2 separate regions of the Homo sapiens genome follow, and region 2 is linked to region 1. Evidence: chromatin loops called from intact Hi-C (ENCODE). Cell type or tissue: MCF 10A. All regions are shown on one strand. Each heading gives the region's core, and the rest is flanking DNA. Links, peaks and the distances in the headings are about the cores only.

Evidence for each region. Hi-C counts contacts between places; a loop is a spot of excess contacts. Peaks named below come from ENCODE experiments on the same cell type or tissue, not always from the same donor. Only the 100,000 strongest peaks of a DNase experiment are listed, where the experiment ranks them.
Region 2: it touches region 1 in a loop (12-fold over the local background); 4 of 110 quality-filtered maps call a loop at or near these places.

What each region holds. Positions count from the first base shown.
Region 1 is chr6:99,902,106-99,911,040 of GRCh38, forward strand. No RefSeq gene overlaps it. Among named protein-coding and RNA genes, the nearest start is that of MCHR2-AS1, 87 kb to the right of the region's middle. In MCF 10A, for the core only: a CTCF peak has its summit at 3,597; a DNase peak (open chromatin) is centred at 3,596.
Region 2 is chr6:100,094,792-100,103,726 of GRCh38, forward strand. No RefSeq gene overlaps it. Among named protein-coding and RNA genes, the nearest start is that of MCHR2, 110 kb to the left of the region's middle. In MCF 10A, for the core only: a CTCF peak has its summit at 4,871 (motif pointing left); no DNase peak of the experiment used is centred there.

The DNA of each region.
Region 1 (8,935 bases), core at 277-8,276:
TGTAATCAGGGTAATATTTTTAGATGTGTTTGTAAAGCTGAAGTTTTGCTCTGCTGGCAAAAGAATCCACCCAAGTTGTCATGAGCAGAAGATGCTTGGCAAAAAGGGTTCAGTGTAGGCGCTCTTCTTTTCTCTTTTTGTGAGAACTACCATGATAAGTCATGTGAAACAAATGCTTAAGATCTAATTGTGTTCTAAGTGGCCCCTTTGAAGTGACTCAAGTTATCTCCCTTTTAGAGGAAAAAAACTCAGCATTAAGAATAATTGGTTAACTCGCCTCCAACAAGTTTTTCTAATCATAACAATGCACTTATAATAAAAAATAGGAATACTTTTGTATTCAGATGTCAAACTTTTCTTGGAGAAAAGGTTGGAAAACAGTATAGTGAGGGCACGGGAAAGGAAATATGCCTCTCTCGGATACTATAAATCTCATAGGACTCTATAATTTTGAACTAAATGTTTAGTTCATAAATTAATAAAATGTAAGGAACAAAATGGGAGAAGATGAGCAGTGACAATAAGTGCTTTCTGTATTTGTCAGGGTCCAATATGGAAAATAGAAACCACTTCAGGTATCTCAAGCAGAGAGGAATTAATGCAGGGAACTGGCTGAACACTTGTTGGAAGGATGGAGGACCAACTCAGAAAAGGGCATGTTACCCAGTGATGAGCGGCCACCTCTGCTACTGCCACTGTAGCCACTGCTGTTGGAATCATGCTGCTGAACTCCTGCTTCTGCTGCTGCCAGAAGTACCACCAGGAGGTAAGAGGAGGTGAGGTATTTTAGCTGATTTGCCAAAGACTCTTAGGTGAGATGCACACAGGGTTGGAAGAGTAATCTCAAGATGGACTGGAGGACAATAGCTCTGTATTTGCTGCAGACTAGAATTATGGAAGGAGGCAGAGTCAGTAATGACTGAGACATTTTTACAGAAAATTGTTGAATTAAGGATGTTGTAGCCCACCTCAAGAGTTCGGGAAATTAATTCATTTTGAAAATATAATCAGAATATGTTCCAGTTCACCAGCATAGGGTGGTTGTATTTCCTTTAGTTACAAAATGCAAGCCCCCTCACATGTCTGAAGTCTACTGTTTTCTTTGAGTCTCTCTTATCACATAATGCAAAGCTTAATTTTCTGGTCTATGAATTAGTTTTTGTTTTTCATCTGCTACAACTGTTTAGGAGAGAAGAAAGCACAACACATCCTTAGAGACTGACCTCCACATAGCTGACCCTGATCTGTCCTCTCTGCTTGTTTTTTTCTGTCTCCAGTATCTTTTTCTGTGAAAATATCTCCTTACTGTGCTATTCCATTCTCTTTTATATCCAACATATTAGTACGGAAGCCTGGGGTGGACACCACATATCCCGGCTCACACTATGGTGGATCTGGACCAAATACATTGACAACAGAAAGAAATGAAGAAATGCCAGTAATTTGAATACTAGCTTTCTTGTTTTTTGAAGGTGGTTGAGAGGTGGCTGTATGTAGAATGAAGGAATCAGCCATTTAAATTGGGTTGACTAATCAGTTAAATCAAATAACTACATGTTTATTTTTCTCCTCACCATGTTAACCAAGTGTTTGACAGAACAGAGTGGTTAATTAAATAAAATGGACATTTCAGCACTTAACTTTATCATACACGTTTGTTACTTAAAAAGTATTTTTAAATTGGAACCAGTGAATTACTGAAAATCGGTTTGCAAACTATTGCTTTGAAGAGCTTAATATTTGTCTAGAGAGTCACCTAAGATCTAGAAACTGGCTTGAAAAGCAGGTCATTAGCACCCACATTTTCTTTATGTTCTTCATTTATCTATCACCTCTTATCAACTCTTTAAAGTTCAATCATATCTTTTACCAGTATTTGGTCCTGCCTGTGCCTTCCTCTGGCTCCTACCCAGCTCCAAAGTTCTACTGGGTGATTGCAGTGCCTATCTATCAATACCTAGATCTGTTCGGCATCACTTTGGTCGTGAGGAAATGAGACTTTTGGTTAACCATTATAGAAAATAGGAGCTAGCACATTCTCATGTCTCTAATTAAGAGGCCCTTTCCTTTGTGTAGTCACTGGGGTTGACTGTGGCCTTGAGGGTCTATTGCAATTGAGGAAATCTTAGAAAAGAGCCAAATATGTTTAATTCTGTTCCCTAAGCATACCACCATGCCATTAAATGCTCATAGCACTTTTTTCCCCCACTAAGTCTCTTAAGAATTTTGAGTATCTACATGTTCTGAAGGAAAATTTCAACTGTATTTGGACCAAGATGCAAAATGCAGTTTATTGTACTTTCATCTCACAGTCATTCCATGAAGTTTGTGATTTACCATGTGGCTCCAAAACCAAATGCGTGGCACTGATGCATTGGGATTTATTGGTGAGACAGTGTGATATAAGCAAAGAGGAGAGTCAGGAAAAGCGGGGTGCGCAGCGCTTGGCAGAAGCTATTTACTAAGGGGGAATAGGCACACGGTAGGGTCAATAGTGGGCTTGGCTAATATCAGAGGTTCAATTAGGCAAGTAAGCCATGGTGATCAAGAAACTTGGATTCCCAGATATGGTTCAGGCAAGCATTTGGCACCTTATGTCTGAGCCAAAGAGGCAGGAGGCAAAAGGAGTATGGCGATGGGAAATATGTGTATATGCTTGGTGTGTGTGAGAGTTTTACATAAATAATTCATAATGCAGATAGTGTATGCCTAGATGACTGAGACTTAGCAGTAGAGAGAAGAAAGTTGAAAAGGCATGCTACGTGGAGGGTGTTTTATGCTTTCTGAGTCTGCGCTTCGACCTGGTCTAAGTTGTTTTCATCAGAAATAAATCACTACTGACATTTCATTTTTAGTCACAACTCTAAAATCTTATTCTACATTCTTGAAAAATCCTTGGTTTGGCAAATAAAAATTGGCAGCTACTATCTGTAGAAATCCATTCTCTTGAGGTGAAGTTGACAGAATCATTTAATATAAGCCCAATTCTCCCACACAGGAGAGTTGTGAAGATTAATGAAGCCATTTAAAAAAATTCTTTGACAGCATATTGTAGAAAAGGCTTTTTAGAAAAATATTATTAAATCTAGATTTTTGTGATAGGGACGTAATCTTTTCCTAAATAAATTAGAATCTGTCTGTCTATTCATCTCTCTATCTCTCTAATCTCTCTTCCCCAGAGGAATGTCTTTCACATGTATTTGATTTTTAACCTAGAGTAAGAAATATATTTTATTTCACATACTAGTGTGTGCATGTATGCACACCACACCTGGAAACGTATATTATTTGCACAACTGTGCTCTGTTCTATCAATTAAGGGGGAAAGGAGGTAAAACAGCTGGTTGAGCTACTAAATTGGTTTCATGGCTTTCTGGTTGCAACTTGTGGCTTAAAAAACACTACTAGTACATATCCTAAGTAAACAGATAAGCATTTAGAAATATCTATGCCAAAACCCTATGTAGAAATTATTCAAAGCAGGAACTCAAAGCACAAGAATCAGGTAATTGTTTAACTAGGCCAGAGTTGTTTTCTTCAGGGACCTGGCAGGGGCAGTAAAAGCCTATAACAAGCTGCTTCTAAGTTCGCCCTAATTGAGCACTGACTCCCCCTTGAGGTTTCTGATTGAACTTTTTTCTTTTTATTGCTGTGAGCAATACAGAAATTAATAGGCTAATTCCTGTACCTGGTCCATATGGTATCTTTTGACAAATAATAACATTATTATTTAAATGAGTGTTTAAAGAGACTAAAGTTATTTCATATGAGTTTTTGCAGTTACATGCATATTTGTGCTAGACGATAACTACACACTTAGTTCTAGTCCTTCTTCCATTGTTCTACAGAAATCTAGATGACAGTCTGTTTTCTGTCACCATCCAGCATTGAGAATCCCCAGAGGCCATTCAGGCATTTGTCTATGTTGGCACTGGGACATTTCCTCAAGTCAAAATGGAGAATTTCTGCCCATTTGCTTTCACTTTTTCAAAATGACTGGCCAGTTTTGTTGAAATAGCCTGACCTTATACTTTAATAATCACCTACACAGAAATTAACTACTGTCCCTGTTTCCTCAACTTAGGAGTTCTAAAAATCAGTATAGGCCGGGCAGGGTGGCTCACGCCTATAGTCCCAGCACTTTGGGAGGCTGAGGTGGGCGGATCACTTGAGGCCAGGAGTTCAAGACTAGTATGGCCAACATGGCAATCCCCCGTCTCTACTAAACATACAAAAGTTAGCTGGGTGTGGTGGCGCACGCTTGTAGTCCCAGCTACTCGGGAGGCTGAGGCATGAGAATAACTTGAATCTGGGAGGTGGAGGTTGTAGTGAGCTGAGATCATGCCACTGCACTTTGGCCTGGGTGATAAACTGAGACCCTGTTTCAAAAAATAAAATAAAATAAAATCAGTATAGCTCATACTGCACTACATGATTTTTATAACTTAAATTCTGGTTTCATTTTTAAAGAGCACTTGGTATTCAAAATCTCACACTGTTTCATAAACCTTTCAGCACAAATCTGTACAGGGCAGTGACATGCTGTTTTGATTGTGTCTCAGCTCATTTATTTAAAAGGCCTGAAAGTTTGTTTCAGCAGATTTCCTGCAGGTGTGTCTGATTACCTGGGCTCCACTGATTCAGTAAGATAAATGGAAAACTTAGATCTTCATGAAATAGGGGCTTAAGGGAGAAATTCTGCAATGAATTGTCGTAAGAAGGAAAAAGTTCCCCATCTCTAGATATACTTAATCATAGGCTTGCTGACTACTTGTTTGAGACACTTTGGGAAGGAGAGTAATGTAGAATTAGATAGCTTGTAAGGTCTCAGCCCATTGAGAAATTCTATGAGTTTAAATTATGTGAAAAGATTGTCATATTTAGCTTTCAGATCTATTGAATTTTCAGTGACAGGCATATGGGCTGGCACCCAATATAGTAAGTTATCATTTGCGAAGTCTGGGTTCAGTATGGTAGCAACTTCAGAAAATCCTTTGCTGAATTTGTTCTTCAGCTTAAAAACTTCAGTCACTATTCTTTAGCCTTTTTCTTCTTCCTTTTCCTGGGGTGTCAAGCTCTACATTTGCAGAAAAATTGTTAACGTTTAAATATTAGGGAATCCAGATAACATCAGGCATAAGCATTCTTTGAAGAATCTCTAATGGTTCTTAATCATTTTGGAATCACGGATGCTTTTGGACCCTGCCCAGAACAGTGCACATTGAATTTTACAGGCTTAGAGGATTCACCCCAGATTAAGAATCCTTGTAATGAGCAATAGAAATGATCCCTGAAAGTATCGAAGACCCGAAGCCATGAAACTACTAGAATAAAATATTGAGGAAATGATTTAGGACATTGGTCTGGGCAAATACTTTTTAAAATAAGACCTCAAAAGCACAGGCAACCTAAGCAAAAATAGAAAAATGGGATTATATCAAACAATCAACAAAGTGACGAGACAACCCGCAGAATGAGGGAGAAAATATGTGCAAACTACTTGAGGGGATGATGGATACCCGACTCTTCATGATGTGCTTATTTCACATTGCATGCTGTATGAAAATATCTCATGTACCCAATATATATATATACCTACTATGTACCCACAAAAATAAGTAAAATAAAAGTCTAGCGAAAAAATATTTACAAACTATTCACTTGACAAGGGATTAATGATCAGAATATATAAGGAGCTCAAATAACTCTGTAGCAAAAAAAGATCTGATTAAAAAGTGGACAAAAGATCTGGATATTTCTCGAAAGAAGACATACAAATGGCCAAAAGACATATGAAAAAAAACCCAACATCACTAGTCATCAGAGAAATGCAAATCAAAAGTACAGTGAGATATCATCTCATCCCAGTTAAAATGGCTTTAATAAAAGAGACAGGCAATAATGAATGCTAGAAAAGATGTAGAGAAAGGTGAAACCTCATACATTGTGATGGGAATGTAAATTGGTACAGCCACTACGGAGAACAGTATGTAGGTTCCTCAAAAAACTAAAAATAGAACTACCATACGATCCAGCAATTCACTATTGCGTATATATCCAAATGAAAGGAAATTAAGATATCAAAGAGACACTTGCACTCCCAAGTTTATCTCAGCGCTATTCACAATAACCGAAATGTGGAATCAACCCAAGTGCCCATCAATGGATGAATGGGTAAAGAAAATATGGCATATATACACAACGGAGTATTTTTCAGCCATAATAAATGAAATCCTGTCATTTGCTGCAACATGGATAAAACTAAAGGTCATGTTAAGTGAAATAAGCCAACCACAGAAACACACATATTATATGTTCTCCCTTATATATGGGTGCTAAAAAAGTGAATTTCATGAAGATAGAGAGTAGATTAGTGTTTACCAGGGAGTGGGGAAGGTAGAGGTGGGGATAAAGAAGAAAAGTTGATTAATGGGTACAGGTATACAGTTTGATAGATGAAATAAGACCATGTTAGATAGATAAATAGGGTGACTATAGTTTATGATAATCTATTATATATTTCAAAATAGCTAGAAAAGAATTTGAATGGTTCTTGCATAAAAAAGACACAAACATTTAAGGAGATGAATATTCCAACTACACTAATTTGATCTTTACAAATTATATTAATGTATTAAATTATCACATACATCTCAAAACTATGTGCATCTATTAAAAAAAAGAACCTTTGCAAAGAAAAATGTATTCTCTCCAGTGTCTCATATTCTTACTTTTTAGGGACTGCCAGGACACACCAACTAGTCCTCAAGTTATTCTCAAGAGGCATTGAATTTCTTTGTAAATGAAACACATTAATGGAAGTAATAAATACCATATCCCCTGCCCAACAATAACCAAATTATATTTACATTAAAATAATCTGAGAATGGAAAAGGAGTTCATCAAGCATAAAAACTGAGAAAATCACAAAGGAAAAAAGCTGATGGATATGATGTAAAAATATAAAAATAAAAGATGGGGCCAGGTGCGGTGGTTCACGCCTATAATCCCAGCACTTTGGGAGGCCGAGGTGGGTAGATCACTTGAGGTCAGGAGTTTGAGACCCATTTGGTCAACATGGTGAAACCCTGTCTCTATTAAAAATACAAAAATTAGCCGGGCGTGGTGGCACTCGCCTCGAATCTCAGCTACTCGGGAGGCTGAGGCAGGAGAATTTCTTGGTCCTGGAAGGCAGAGGTTGCAGTGAGCTGAGATTGTGCCATGCTCCACACTGCACACCAGCCTGGGCGACAGAGCAAGATTCCATCTAAAAAAAAAAAAAAAAGATGGTTCATCAAAGGACACCATTAACAAGATTAAAAGGAAAATGAGAAATTGGAGAAAATAATTACAGCCAACATTTAGTATATGAAAGGCCTTTTAAAATCAATAAGAAAACATTAAAAATGTAAAAAATGGCTGAAGTATATGAAAATATGAAAATACCATTTTTCCTACAGCAATTATTGACTGATTACCATGTGGCAGACACAGAGGGTCTTGGGATAGACAAATATCCTGTCTTCAAGGAGCTTAATTCACAGTAAATGAAAATGGTCAATTAACATATGAAAAATGCCTACATGTACTTAGAGATCAAAGAAATGCACAAAATTGTTGAGAAACAATTTTGACCTGTGATATTAGTAGAGAAGAAAAATAATAATACTGAATGGTGTTGAGAAGATGGGGAACAGATGCTGTTATCTGTTGCAGGTAGGTGGTTCCATGGTGCGTGGCAAAAGGTATTAAGAATTTTAAGAACTGGGTACTCTTTTATTTATTTATTTCTCTTCTATGAATCTGTCCCAAAAAAGTGTCAAAAACTCAGACAATACTTACGTATCAAAAATGTCCATTGCAATATTAGTTATAACCTTAAAAAACTGGGAGTAACCTAAGTTCTATTTAAAAATATATACCATCATTCAAATTGTGTTAAGGTAACCTATAGGCTTAGAAATAAAAAATAGAAACCATTGTGATTTTCATTTTACTTTTTCTTTTTTTATTTCTAAATTTCCTATTTTTTATTACTTTTGTAATGAAATGTTATTATGATAAAATATTAGCAATGATTATCTCTGGTTTCTGAATTAGGGATGATTTTTCTTTTCTTTTTTTGAGTTGTCTTTTTACAAAACTGACACATAGCAATTGTACATATAAATGGGGTACATACTGATGTTTTGGTACATATAATAGTGATCATCAGGGTAACTGACATATCCATCATCTTAAATACCTATCATTTCTTTGTGTTGGAAATATTCAATATACTCCTTCTAGCTGTTTGAAACTATGTAATATATTATTGTTAACTATAGTCATCTTACAGTGATGTAGATGTAGAACACTAGAACTTATTTCCCCTATCTAGACGTAATTTTGTATCTTTTAACAAATATCTCCCTATCTCTGTCTTCCCCATGCCCTGTCCAACCTCTAGTATCCTCTGTTCTACTTTTTGCTTCTGTCAGATCAATTTCTTTTAGTTTCCACATATGAGTGAGAACATGCAGTGTTTAATTTTCTGTTGTTGGATTATTTCTCCTAACATAATGTCCTCCAGTTTCATCCTTGTTGCTGAAAATGACAGTATTTCACTCTTTTTAATGGCTGAATAGTATTCCATTGTGTATATATGCCACATTTTCTTTATCCATTCTTCTGCTGTTGGACGTGTAGGTTGATTCCACATGTTGGCTATTAAGCATAGTGCTGCAATAAACATTAGAGTGCAGGTGTCCCTTTGATATACTGATTTCTTTACCTGTGGCCCAGTAGTGGGATTGCTGGATCATATGTAGGTCTATTTTTAGTTTTTGAGGAACCTCCAGACTGTTCTCCACAGTGCCTGTATTACTTGTTTTCCAAATTCTCTATAGTGAGCATATTCTTATACCTTTTATAAGTTCAGAGATAAAAAAAAATG
Region 2 (8,935 bases), core at 341-8,340, 190 kb after region 1:
ACACTCATCAATCCTTTATTGTAGTTTTTTTTCAGTTAATTTCTAATTCAGATGGAATACATTATGGTAAAAATTATGAGGTTTCCAGTTGATTAGCAAAGTGTCCCAAGTGTCTTTTTGTTGCTAATAGTACTTCAAACTTTATTAAATGATTTCCAAAGAACATTATATCATCATACATCTTCCACATTTAGTAAGTATATTTTAGGTATTTATTTTTGTGTTGTTATAAATAAGACTTTTAACTATTATATTTTGACTAATTATTGATATTTAAAATATTTTTGTGTATTTAAAAGGTCTGTTGTCTTACCCATAACTTTTTAATAAATTACTTTTAATATTTTTTCAATTAATGGAAGCTTTCAAGTATGTAATTATATTACTTGCAAATTATAATCATATTTGCAACTTTTTGTCTAAAATAACTTTGACTTGAACTTCCATTACTTTGTTAAATAATAATGGAGATAAATATTCCTGATACTCTCCTCGGTGTCCTCCCATCAAGCGTGACATGGGCTGTTGGTTGGAAATAGATTTCCACCTCTCCCGCACAATAAAGAAATATGTTATATTTCTATGTTATTGAGAATTTTAATCAGATATAAATTTTAAATGTCATCTTTTTTTTGAAATCTATCAAGATCTTTCCTTTTCCCACCCATTTGTATAATAAGATGTATTTTCATCTTGCTAATTGTATTAGTCCATTATCATACTACTAATAAAGACATACTGGAGACTGGGTAATTGATACAGGAAAGAGGTTTAATTGACTCACAGTTTTGTGTGGCTGAGGAGGCCTCAGGACATTACAATCATGGTGGAAGGCACCCCTTCACAGGGCGGCAGGAGAGAGAATGAGAGCCAAGTGAAGGGGGAAAACCCTTATGAAACCATCAGATCTTATGAGAACTCACTCACTATCATGAGAACAACATAGAGGAAATCACCTCCATGATTCAGTTATCTCCACGTGGTCCCGCCCTTGACATTTAGGGATTATTACAATTCAAGATGAGATTTGGGTGGGGACACAGAGCCAAACCATATCACTAACCAATGCTAATATTAAACAATACTCAATGGTACTGAAGTATATCTCTTGTGGTGATTGGGTTTTTGTTGTTATATTGCAGAATTGTATTTTAAGATTTTTGCATCTACATTCAAAACTATATATTTTGTCAAATTTTTTTTATTATATACCAAACTCAAAAGTTTTTTCTTTATCTCTATATTCTTCATCTTCATTCTCTCTTTGTCAGGTTTTGGAATTAAGGTTATAATTGCTTTCAAAAAATTGGAAGTTTCCTTTTCCTTTCTGTTCTGGAAGTGTGTACAAATAGCATGAGACTAATTGTTCTTTGTGGGTTTTAATGAATTTGGACAAAAATCTTTCTGAGCCTAATGCTATGTTTTCAAGATTGTTCTTTCAAAACTGTCATTTTGTTATATTATTAATTTGTAAAAGTTATTGTCTTTTTAAAGTAGAAAATTATTGTAATTTATATTTTTCTTAAAAATTATTCTTTCAGAATTTCAAATGCAGTTAGAAAATAAAATATTAGTAGTGTGTATAGTTGTAACTGGCTTTATTACACAAGGTTATACAAGAAAAGGGAAGAACACAAGCAAGAATTAGCACATTTGCAAGAGAAGGGATAGGGAATAAAGTCAGTCCAGAAACTGGACTTAGAGGGATTGGAAATGCCAATGACTCATAGGTCCTAAACGAGAAGATGCAAAACTTTAAAAGCTTTTAAGTAAGAAAAGCTTGTGAATACTTAGCCTTGAGGAAAATACCATATTAAGATTGTGGCCTTTCTTCCTAAGTCTGGTGCCCTCAAGGAAGATGCTTTAAATTGAGAGAGAAAAAAAAAGGTATGAGGGTAAGGAGAAAAGCAAGAATCTGAGCTCGATAATTATATCTAGAAACATGAATTTCATTAGCTTTCTATTGCTACGTCAGAAATTAACATAAATTTAGCAGCTTTGAACAAGGTTTGTCCCAGTTCCATAGACCAGAAGTGTAGCCAGATTATCTGCTCAGCTCTCACATGACTACAATTAAGATATTGGTCTCATCTGAGGCTCAAGTTTCATTTCCCAAATCACTGGTTGTTGGCAGAATCAGCTCCTTGATGTTGGAAGACTGAGGTCCTCACTTCCTTACTGGCTGTCAGCTGGGGGTTGCTTTCAGCTCCTAGAGGATGCTCTCAGGTCCTTGCAGGTGGTTCCCTCCATCTGCAAAACCAGCAGTGGGGAATCCTCCCTATGTAGAATTTCTCTGACTTTAGAAAGGGCCCTTGAGGGACTCACCTGATTATGTCAGGCCCACCCTGAAAAATCTCCCTCTTTTCTCTTTTTAGAGACAGGGTCTTGCTCTGTCACCCAGGCTAGAGTACAGTGGTGTGATCTTCACTCACTGCAGCCCTGAACTCCTGGGCTCAAGTGATCCTCTTGCCTTGGCCTCCCAAAGTGCTGGGATTACAGGCATGAGCTACTACACCCAACATAATCTTCCTTTTGATTAACTCAAAAGTCAATTGATTAATAACCTAATCACGGAAATAATGCCTCATGATATTCACAGGTCTGCTTAAACTCAAGGAGGTGGCATTATATAAAGCATGCATGCCATGAGGCAGGAATCTTGAGGGCCATCTTAGAATTCTGCCTACCCCTGGAGCTGACAGGAATAAATAAGTTAGAAACCTGCTAAGGTATGGAGAGAATTTTGTCTATGAAACAACAAAAATAAAACAAAAATTTAAAAATATGTTTTGAGACTCCTAATTTGCACAAGCAATAAATACTGGATGTCACAAGCCCAGGATCCAGAACCACACAGAAGATTATAGAGCCTCAGTCGACCTAGGTCTCCAAATGTTTGCATGGAGTAGGTGCCCAACCTTCCCACAACCCCTCCCAGGTCACTCTCCAGACTTAATGCACATGAGAGCTGAGTGTGTTGAGCCATGAGATGTTTGATTTAGCGTTCCCAGGTGCTAGTATCACCATAAGCAAAACAATACTCTGTGGACAGTGAAGCGACTAAGTAGAAGGAGCTTCGGGTTCCCGGATGACCCAGTGAAGTCAAGTTACATACCTTCACTGGACTGTCTTTCCTGTAGTGTTTAAGCCTTTAAATTCTTAGAACTCTCTTTCTTTTACAGTAGTTTTGCCTAATTTTTATAACTCTCTTTTGTAGTAGTCTTGTCTATACCCCAACTAATAAATACATTTTCTTCTAAATAACTTTTATAGTTTTGTATTTGTACCACTCATTCAGGAAATCTTAGGTACTACCTTTAACTTCTTATCTATATCTGCCTTGAATTGTTATTTACATCTTTTATTGTTAATTACTTTTCCAAATGTTTATACCTTTTCCCTCTAAAATTTTAAGTCCTGTAAAGAACAGAAACCATCTCATATATTTTTATATTACATGATCCTTAATACTGTTCCCTAGAAACAGATGAGTTCAGTATATGTAATTTTTGGCTACTCTAAAGCTCTTGTATTCTTTTCTAGTTGCTTATAATTCAAGTTTCTGTCTCCAAATATATAATATTTTCTTCTCTTGAAACAATGACATGAACAAAATATGTTATTAGTCTAAGTTTTAAAAACTGCATTTTTAGTTTTTTTTGGTGTATTTATGTTTTGATAATGGTATTCCTGCCTTTAATAGTGAATGTATTCAGAGCTTATCCAGCCACAATGGCAATATTTTATGAGCAAAGACAGTCTTAGATAAATCTCTAACAGAACCTCCCCAATTATTTTGAAAATATTCCTTCCCAATCACTTAACAGGACTGTATTCCATAAGAGAGAATGCGACCTAGCAGTACTAGGAAGGATAAATTGATCTATCAGGATAAAGGGCACATTTTTTATCCTCTCAAATGCGATGAAAACAAATTTACATTTACTCTATGAAGACTTCAGTTACATGAAATCAAATATTCAGTTGAAGTTTTTAAAAATTAATTTTATTTCACCATTGGGCATTACTTTCTGATTTCATGAAGGTGTTCTCCTTGATATCACATATGTAGACAGCTCCAAAGGACAGAAGACATGAGTTTGGAAACCAACCGAGATGTCTCCAGGTGGCTCAGGGTCCCCATCAAGGTGGAATCAAATGCACCACTCGCTCAGGCTGCTGACAGCCCCCATCCATGAACTCTTTCAGGGTCCTTAATTTCAGGTTGGTTACAAAGACCAATAAAATGCTGCATTTTTATATATAAAATTTACTTTGAGCAAAGATCCTAAATTTATGAGGTATAATTTACTGAGATTATTGGATATAAATTACCTATGTAACAATGATTTAAGTAGAAAAAACAATAAATCATATTTTTAACTTCTCACATAACTTATTCTTTTATTATTATGCAATGCCAGTATATATTTTGCTTTAGTTTTCTGAGAAAACAAACAAACATTATTTAGCTGTAAAATTTGGTGGACATGCTGAAACATAAATTGAGGTTTCATCTGGATGAATGAAAGGATTTTTGAATAATTATAACTGTTTTAATCAGTTGCTGCTTTCCAGCAAGTACTGATCATATTTCAGTTGGGTGGGGTGGGAGGACTTATCTTTTTACCTATTACGTTATATAAGTTAATTCACTAAGTCAGTGTATTAACTGCATAAGGTTTATTTCCTCTAATAAGTACTAAAAGGCTTCAGTATTTAGTATTTTCTGGAATATGGATTTATTACACTCTTTTGGTTTTCTTTTTTTGTTTTACCATGTATATATTCGCACTGTTTTAGACTTTGATCTGAATGTTATTTCAAACTATAGTGCCACCTAGTGTTTATGCAATTTATCTGGGCCACCCTTTCTAAGAAATAAAGTGATAAGAAGGATAAGTATTTTAAAATATGAAAGCAACATTATTTCCCAAATTTTTCATATCAATGGGTTCTAAGCAAACTAAACTTATGTCTTAAATAAAACCAACCTTCTACTTTTAACTAAAAAAAGCCAACCAGCTATTTTTAGTAAGCTTTCCCTAGGTCATGCTTAGTATTCTACAGACTTAACTGAAATGTTTGGAATTCAGAGTGTCACACATTGTCAAGTTCCGAGTAGCTTGTTAGCAGACACAGTACTTAAAATCATAGACTGCTGGAACTGGAGTGTCTTAGCTGAATGGAGATAAGGGACAATGGTGAATAATGAGCATCATTATAAGTATGCCACACTCTTGTTTTCTTTTCACCAGCTTCTTATTTGTTCACGTGATTTCAAATTCTGCAACCACATGTAACTATTCCAAAAGTCAAAGAGGAGAGATTTTAAATAAATAAAACACTTACCTGAAGATAAGATGTTATCTAAGAAAATAAGTGATCCTGGCCGGGCGCCGTGGCTCACGCATGTAATCCCAGCACTTTGGGAGGTCGAAGCGGGCAGATCACCTGAGGTCGGGAGTTCGAGACCAGCCAGACTAACATGGAGAAACCCCGTCTGTACTAAAAATACAAAATTAGCTGGGTGTGGTGGCGCATGCCTGTAATTCCGGCTACTCAGGAGGCTGAGACAGGAGAATCGCTTGAACCTGGGACGCCGAGGTTGTGGTGAGTCGAGATTGCACCACCGCACTCCATTCTGGGCAAAAAGAGCAAAACTCCATCTCAAATAATAATAATAATAATAATAATAATAATAATAATAATAATAATTGATCCTAAAGTTAATTCTTTACAGACATCAATCCTTTAGAAAGAGATACCAGAATATTTGCTCCTTCTTTTTTAGAAGAAAATGTATCACTTAGTTAGAACTGATGATGAACCTTCAGCTTAACTTTAGATGTCATCTAAACTAGAAAGATTATTTCAGAAACTTCTGATTGTTGTTTTGGTAACTTCTCACCTTCTTTTTGGTTGATGGTTCTTGATATTGTTTCAGTTGGAACACTTTTGTCTCAAATGGTAGAAAACCCATACAATCAGTTGCCTGTGTAATAAAAAACTTACAGGGCTGGTTTGATCATAACTTTGGCTATGTTTCTTCAAGTTCTCTTAGCTCTGCTCTCCTTCCTGTAGGTTTTGCCCTCCAGCTGGCTTTTCATAGCCTGATAATACAGTCAATCCATTACCCCTGCTGTTACTTCCTACTGAGGAAGGGAAAGCTTCTCCTTCCTTCCCCTTGAACAAAGCTCTAGGCAGGGCTTCACTCTAATTGGACAAATTAGATCATGTGTTTCATTCTGGGACCAGGTCAGGAGAATGGGATTATGCTAAATGGTTTAATACCATTAGCAGTTTTCCTTGGGGTACAACTGGTATGAATAGCAACAAAAACTCATGCCTGAGAGACTCAAGGTTCTGTTAAGAAGTGGGACAGTTATATTTCATTCTTTTCTAGAAATGTGACAATCCTACTTAATTGTAGTCAGGTCATTAGTTCAATCATGGCTTATTCACTTTAGTAATTCCAAAACACAGGGCTTCATACAAAGTAGGTGTTTAATAAATGTATTTTTAAAGATAAATTAATGAGAAGTTACATGACGAATTAATAATGGCTTATTTGCTATGACTTAATCTTCTTGGTTTAGAAATGTCTTCCTAAAGCAATGGATTGAGAAAGTGGTCATATTTAAATGGAAGCAAAAATTATTTTGGTTATTTTTGCTATTGATTGTGATAATAGCTACCATATGTTGTTATTACCCTATACAACTAAACTGAAAGTTGGAAACCTGATTCATGGAAGAAACTTTACCCTAAATATGGGGATTAAAGTATAAGGAAGTGGAAGACAGCATAAAATGTTCATGTTATTACTTTTCAAAATTTGTTTCAGATGTCATCACAAGAAGTAAAAACAATAAATCTGGATATATTCATTGAAAGTATGTGACTAAAATCATGTTGATATCATCTTTTAGCTGAGTCAATGTTAACAAATAAAGTTGGAAACCTGAGACTTTTTAGGTTGCTAATGTAAGGTATTACTTTGCTGGCAAGCCACAGTGAATAAAACCAACCACATCTTTAGTATAGTCCAAAGATATGTCACATAGAAGTAGCTTTATGTTAAGCCTAGCCCACAGTATCATACCGACCATGTCTTCAGAGATGAGATGTCCCCTGCATCAACTGTTCGCAATACTTTTTCCAGTGAGTCATCTGTTATAATTGACTGCTGTAAATATGAAGGAAGTATACAACATGTAAAGCCCGGAGTTTAGTTTATTCAAGGAAGAGCTAGCCATCTATGTAGCTAGAACCCCAAAAGTAGTTTCCAGTTTTGTTCCTCAGACACCCAGAATTTGGCGTAGCTTCACAGACTGACATGATGAAGAGATTAATAGTGGACATGTTTCCACCTTTTTACCTCTTTTGTCTGTTTTATAAATTCAAATTTTGTATGTTGAGATTCTGCACCTAGTTTAAAAAAAAAAATACTTTGTGGCTAAAAAGTTTTGATGGTCACTGACATGCACTACAGTTGAGTACCCATGCCTGGAGGGGAGAGCAGCAATAACTATGGTAAGGCGGTGAACATTTCAGTACCACAGGAATGCCGAGGTCTATACGTTAACAAAACACTTAATGGAAAGAGTATTCTCAGTTCATCATCTGGATGGATTATTTGCCACTCTAATATTACCTGTATATGACTCTAAATTCTCAAGTAAACATATGGAATATTACATGATTTCTAAAACAAAAAGCCATCTGATGTTATATATCATTACAGATCTGCCAATGATTTCTGTGTGGGTCGATAGAACTTCTTGAAAGAGTTCAGCACATTGGGTCAGTGGCTCTCTGTGGCATTGTGACACAGGAGATTTAAGTTCTCCTTTAAAAAATCTCTCCTAGTGACTTGTGACTATTTTCAGAAATTCTCGTGTTAAAAATTCACTTTTCTGGATTAAGACATTGTCTTCTGTTAAAATGCAAATAATTCCACTCAGAAAATATAATGTTTTACAAAATACATATTCAAGTTTCAAAAATGAAATTAAGAAATATCTGCAATTAAATTCATTTTAGTGTATGAGTTCCTGCTTATCCTCAATAGCAAAAAATTGAATCTTGCCAAATTGAAATAACTCTGTCACTTCTGATTTTAAATTTAATATTTTTTTGGGGGGACTCACTACTCAGCCATTCAAGATTCTTTCCCACCTTCTTCTTTCTCTGTAGAGAAATCTGGGTTTATGGAGGTTTATGTAAGGGAATTGTGGTGCATTTTCAAGGGTGCATATCTGGCTTATGGTACACCTGCTCTCTTATGCCTTCACTTGAGGTGTAACTTGTCCCACTAGATCTTGAACATTGACTTCACCTCATTCCATGTGCCACTGATGCTTGCAGTCCTGCTGTGACCTCCAGTTGCCTATTCCATGCATTTTGTGTACTTCTCAAGCCAATCACAGGCTCTTTAGTCTGTCAATCTTCTCAGACACTTCTCTGCCCTCTTGGGGACCGGGAACTTCTGACTGGCTTCCCCACAGTAAACTGAGGTGAGTAGGAATCCGGGTGGCTTCCCTCAGGCCTATGGCCTAGATGAGAGCTATAAAAAGTGCGCTATGTAAACCCAGTCTTAGTATACAAATTATTTAAATTATTAGTTACTGACTCATTTGGATTGCTATAACATAATACCATAGTCTAGGCAGAAAGAAATAGCTAACACTTATTTCTTGTAGTTCTGGGGCTGCAAAGCCCAACACTGAGGTGCTGGCAGATTTGGTGTCTGCTGAGGGCACATTTCCTGATTCATATGTGGTGCTTTTTACTGTGTCCTCACATTGTGGAAGAGGCAAGGTAGTTTTTTGGGGCCTCTTTTACAAAGGCACTAATCCCATTCCTGAGGGCTCTGTCGTCATGACCCAATCACCTACCCAAAGACTCCACCTCTTAATATCACCACCTTGAA